2 separate regions of the Mus musculus genome follow, and region 1 is linked to region 2. A link is a loop called in an ENCODE intact Hi-C map of the cell type or tissue named here. Cell type or tissue: heart. All regions are shown on one strand. Links, peaks and the distances in the headings refer to the core of each region. The heading gives the core; the rest is flanking DNA.

Evidence for each region. Peaks named below come from ENCODE experiments on the same cell type or tissue, not always from the same donor. Only the 100,000 strongest peaks of a DNase experiment are listed, where the experiment ranks them.
Region 1: it touches region 2 in a loop (2.6-fold over the local background); 3 of 42 quality-filtered maps call a loop at or near these places.

What each region holds. Positions count from the first base shown.
Region 1 is chr10:38,979,432-38,982,351 of GRCm38, reverse strand. All of the region lies in intron 1 of Lama4 (laminin, alpha 4), which reads right to left. Among named protein-coding and RNA genes, the nearest start is that of Lama4, 15 kb to the right of the region's middle. In heart, for the core only: no CTCF peak of the experiment used is centred there; DNase peaks (open chromatin) are centred at 1,251 and 2,451.
Region 2 is chr10:38,881,269-38,884,188 of GRCm38, reverse strand. No RefSeq gene overlaps it. Among named protein-coding and RNA genes, the nearest start is that of Rfpl4b, 61 kb to the right of the region's middle. In heart, for the core only: no CTCF peak of the experiment used is centred there; a DNase peak (open chromatin) is centred at 1,828.

The DNA of each region.
Region 1 (2,920 bases), core at 308-2,807, 98 kb before region 2:
CCAAATAAAGGTAGAGATGGAGTGGTTGTTAAGAAGCAGGCTGGGTACCTCACTGTGGGGTGTAGGCCTGAGCAGACCATCTTTGAGCTATTACACATTGGTTTTCTTCATTAAACTCTCACATTTCCATTATTTTGCAAGATAATAGGGGAGTTTCTGAAATCATGCAGAGACCTGACTGGAGGCTGTGCAGGGGAAATCCCAGACGTGATGTGCTTTGGGAATGATGTGAAAATCTCTTCCTGCAGTTGTTTTGCAACAAAAGGATTATTGTTCATTTTAAAATACATCTGTCTTTCTTCTTTTTAAGTGTGAGGATTTGTTCTTTCATTTTTATGTGACCATTAGAAAATGTTATTGAGAAATTCTGAAGTCTTATTGCACTTGAACGTTTAATTTGTAAATATAAGTGTGGAGAGTGAATTTTAGGGGGCTGACAATTGTATGAAGGCATGACTAAAATCTCTAAAATGAAAGAGAGTGAGTGGTTAGTGTCAATATAAATTAAATTCAAAATTAAAGTAAATATAAAGACTCAAACCTGAGAGAGCATCTAATGTGTACATGTGTGATCTGTGTATGTGTGAGTGTGCACATACGTGTGCATGTATATGCATGGGTGAGAGGACATCATGTGTCTTACTCTGTCACTCTTTACCCTAGTCCCTGAAATGGAGTCTCTCGCTGAACCTGGAACTACCTGGCAGCCAGTGAGCCCCAGTGATCCTCCTGCCTCATCCCTCACAGTGTTAGGGTTACATCTGTGATGCGTGCAGCTATGCCTGGCTTTTAATGGGAGGACTAGATATTCATACCCAGGTCCTTGCGCTTGTGTAGCAAGTGCTATTACCCACAAAGGCTTCTCTTCAGGCTCCCAGACTTCAAATGTTTAAGTAATTAAATCAGTTCTATGCCATAAATAGCTATGTAAGACTTAGCAAGAAGGTAATGAATTTGTTTTAATATGATACAACTCACTGGATGATCCAACACAGTCATCTCCAGGCAATGCTTGCCCCCTGCCTTTGTTTGTTCCATGCTGAGTGATACAATAGGAGGTTGAGATAAAACTCAGCAGTAGAACACTTGCCTAGCAAGTACAAGGTTCTGGGCTTAATGCCTAGCATATCAAACAAATAAACCCTTGATATAGGATGGGAGCAGGCTACCTCTAAAGCAAGGAACTTGGCTGTGGTTCCCATTCCAAAGACTCTCTGGGGGACCTTGGAAAACTGACTCAAACTCTGGCACCAATATCTTCCTCTTCAACGATAGTAGAGGAACAATGGTTCCCCACTGTCTGGAATGCTGTGAAACTTCCTGCTACTTCGGAAGGGTTACCTGGTAGATAGCATCACGTTTCAAAAATAGATTAGCAACAAGTGGCCTGGCTTGTAAGACAGTTATGAAGATTAAAGCTGGAAATATATTAGAAAACACATTATAAACAATGAAGCTTTGTAAGTATTGACACTTCTCAATGGAGTTATTTGTTCGGAATTCCTTTGCTTGGAAGTTGTGAATAATATTTTTTCAATGTCAATAATTTAAAAAATATTCTTCTCTCATATAATACATCCTGACCAGTTTCCCCTCTTTCCACTCCTCCCAACCCCCTCTCCCCATATCCACTCCTTCATTTTTCTTCAGAAAAGAGCAGGCCTCCCAAAGCTATCAATGGAACACTGAATAACAAATTATAACAAGACTAGGCACAAACCCTCATATCAGGGCTGGGAGAGGCAACCCCGTAGGAGGAAAAGGGTCCTAAGGTCAGGAGGAAGAGTCACAGACATCCCCACTCCCATGGTTAGGAGTTCCACAAAACAAAGTTAATAACTTTCAAAAAGCTGAACTCCGCAAGAGACACAGGAATTTGCTAGACAATTCATTATTCCTAGGTTTTCTGAATATAAGTCATAAAGCAACATTTAAAAGGCTCTTCAATAAACCTTAGGGGCACTGTGTAAAATAAGTGACAAACAACATAGAATTTTAGATGCTCTCCTCCTCCTCCTCCTCCTCCTCCTCCTCCTCCTCCTCCTCCTCCTCCTCTTCCTCCTCCTCCCCCTCCTCCACTTTTGGACAACACATGAAGTGTCATATTCTTTTAGAGGCAGCAAGACTGAGACCTTTTTAGTGCTGTGTAGAGTTAACAAACCACCTGCTTTACGTTAAAAGTGTGTTTATATTTTAAGATAAAATGCTGACTCTTGTGATAGAATAATAGCTTAGAAAAAGAAAACCTTAACAAAACATCTGGGTATTGCTAGGAAGACCAAGAGATAATGACTACGTATCTGCCAGTCACCACCCACCCTCTTCCCAAAATTCCTTTGTTGTTTTTCTCAGCGATCCCACCCAGGTAATGACTGAGACAAAAGAGGAATTTCCTAGGAAAGGGCCAAAAATATCATCAGACAAGAAGAGGAAGCATAAAAATGTCTCTCTTGAGGGCACCAATTGTTAAACACTTAAGCTCAGAGGTGCTCAGAACATCCGCAATTCTGCAAAGCCAACCGCTAGTACTGACTGGAGGCAGGTGTATGTCCTGCTGGGATTTGCCAGGAAGATGGATTTCAGTGACACTTTGGGAGCTGTCGTGGTTTATAATGTCAACTTCCTAGGCCTCTGTATAGTAGTTTTCAAACACACGAGAACAGAGAAGCCCCATTAAAACAAACAGCAAAGCTCTGAGGAATTCTTGTACAACGCTACAGAACCAGGGGTATTCCCGTGATGACTCAACTTACAGCTGTTGATTTAGTGGGACTGATGTTAAAAGGTCCCCATATACAATCCACCCCCATGATTAAATACATTTTTGTAAAGATCAGCAGTACTGCTGCCTTCTCCCTCATCCTTGCTCTACAAACATGGGACAAGCCGTCCAGGTAAAACCTTGCCAGTGACTCTAGTC
Region 2 (2,920 bases), core at 331-2,830:
GTTGTGTCTGGGGTTATACCTTCACAGTGTCACTGTATGGAACAGTTGTATTGGCGTTATAACTTCAGAAGCTGGAGCATACCCTTTTGCTTGTATCTTTAACAGTGTAGGACATGGAACAGTGCACTCAGCAGGCAAACATCCTTGCCACTAGCTATAGCTGCAGTCACTAGATTTCCATCTTTCCATGCTTCAACCCTGTGTATCAGGTTTCTCCCCCCTCAGATTGAAACATTCCATCTTGCAGGGAAGCTCATTAAGACAGGAAGTAAATCACTCAAAATAGCTTTAGGAAGTCCCTGAAAATGACCATGGTCTTTAAGGCCATCTTTTCCAGAGAGTGCACAAACAGAAAAGATTATTACAAGTCACTTTCAAAGGAGGCAAACTGCAAAGTAGACTCCTGAGAAGCCCAGATGTCTGGAAGAGGTTTAGACCAACTGAGTCACTTGGAAAGGACATTCCCCAACCTCTTGAGATGCCTGCAGGCTGTATAGTGTGTTCCAGGTTCCCAGCTGTTGTGAGCTGTCACCTGTGCTGGGCTGGGCTTTGGTGATGCATCTGTCTTTGAGTCATTTCTGCTTCTGTAAACTACCGCTCACCCATATTCCTGTAAGTAACCCCATTAATACTAATTGATTCACCAAACTGGACTGTGGTGGTATCTGTAGTTCAGTTTCCCTGTTTGAGGTGAGTAGACATTTATTCATATCTCCCCAGGAATAGTGCTATACAACTATTCTTGCCAGGGGAAGACACACTGATTTCTTGAGAGTTGATATTAAAAATTCAGAGACTTCCCGTCTTTGAAGGCATAGGACACAGACCTTCTTAGATTTGCTTTGTAGGACTAAAAGTTATCCCAAACCATTTTATTGACATACCTGCATACCTACTATCACAGTAATTCAATCAGTGAATGACTGTATTCATTATTCCTTAGCCTAATTTCCTGCCTGTGGTGCAGATTAAAGTGGAAAGTGTGTATAGCCTTGGGGTGGTCTGGATAAAAATGGCCTCCATAGACCTATAGGGAACGGCACTATTAGGAGGCATTGCCTTGGAGTAGGCCTGGCTTTGTTGGAGAAAGTCTGTCAATGGGGGTAAGCTCTGAGGTCTCAGAAGCTCAAGCCAGTTCACTTTTGCTGCCTTCAGATCAAGATGTCGAACTCTCAGCTCTTTCTCCAGCACCATGTCCGTCTGCACGCCACCATACTTCCTGTTGTCATGATAATGGACTAAACTTCTCAACTGTAAGCCAGCCACAATTAAATGTTTCTCTTTGTTACCCCGCTTATGGTGTTGTCTCTTCGCAGCACCAGAAACCCTGACTAAGACAAGTCTCTGCGGTGTAGGCATCCTGAGTCAACTAGCCAGCCGATCGACCAATTATAAAGTATGAAATTCCACTTAGGATGATGGACAACAGTGAGGTTCTATCAACTTAAACTAACACACAGTATTTATGCAAAAATATTTACTTTGGTGTGTATATTATATGTGTGTATATTCGTGCACAGGTATGCCTGTGGAGGTCAAAGGCATCTTTCTTGATCACTCTGCACCTTGATTTTGAACTTTGAGCTTATGAATTCAGTCTGGCTGGTTGGCTGCTGAGCTCCTCCTGAAATCTTCCAGTTTCTCCTCCCTAGTCTGGGGTTGCAACAGGGACTAGCTTTTACACGCGGATGCTGGGGATCAGGACTCAAGTTCTCGTGCTGACAGGCACCTTAACCACCAAGCCAACTCTCCAGCCCTGTAAGTCAAAATATTTTAAAGTAAAACATGAACATCATAACAAGCCCCATTTGTTGGATTATGTTCAGCTAGATTTTCTACTAAACACCAGTTGTCCTGGAGCAGGCAAGCACAGACTGGAAAACAAAACACCCGATTAATCTTTCCCAGTGGAGCTGGCTTTGGCTGTGCACCGAGGAGAAGTATAAATCTTGCCATTGCACTTCATTCCTATTCCATTTCTGAAACAAACTTGGCAAAAGACTATGAGCTCTTGGTCATCACTACGCTGCCCCAAGTCATCAATGTCCTTCATCCTTTCTCAGTGGCATTAGCAGAAAATTGATGTCTCCTCTATAGCACTGGCTTGTGCATGATGCCATCTTTCTAGTAGAGTGAGTATAGTTCCTAGTTAGCTATGAAGTAAGGGCTGGGTATCTCTGTCTCTCTTTCTCTTCTTCCCTCTCCTCTCTCCTTTCCCCTTCCCCCTCCTTTGTTCCTTTTTCTCTTCCTCTTGCCTTCCATCCTGTTCTAGTTCTTCACTGTTGTCGTCTTTCTCACTTTCTTTCTCTCTCTCCCTTCTTTCCTTCCTTCCTTGCTTCCTTCCCTTCCTCCCTCCCTTCATTTCCTCCTCCTCCTCATCCTCCTTTTCTTCTTCATATTTCGAATGTAAGGGAATCTACTATCTACTGCTTGGTTCTTTGTAAAAAATGCCCCTAACTTCTCTGCTATAGAAGCTGCTGGTTACATTTCTGTTCACCAATATTATAGCAAAAGATGCTTCACGTGTAGCACCTTCTGCTATTTCTCCTGCATGTTTTAAAGGTTCCAGATCTCCAGAATTCTTTTTGGGCATATGTATCAGTTAGGGTTTTATTGCTGTGAAGAGACTCCATGACCAAGGCAACTCTTATAAAGAGCAGCATTTAATTGGAGCTGTCTTACAGTTTCGGAGGTTTAGTCCATTATTATCATGGAGGGAAGCATGGCAGAATCCAGGCAGACATGATACTGGGGAAGGAGCTGAGGGTTCTACATCTTGATTCAAGGGCAGCCAGGAAGAGAGGCTATCATGTCTCACACCAGGCAGAGCTCAAAGCTCTGCCTCTACTGTGACACACTTCCATAAAGGAGGCTACACTCCCAAGAGTGCCATTCCCTGGACCAAGCATATCGAAGCACC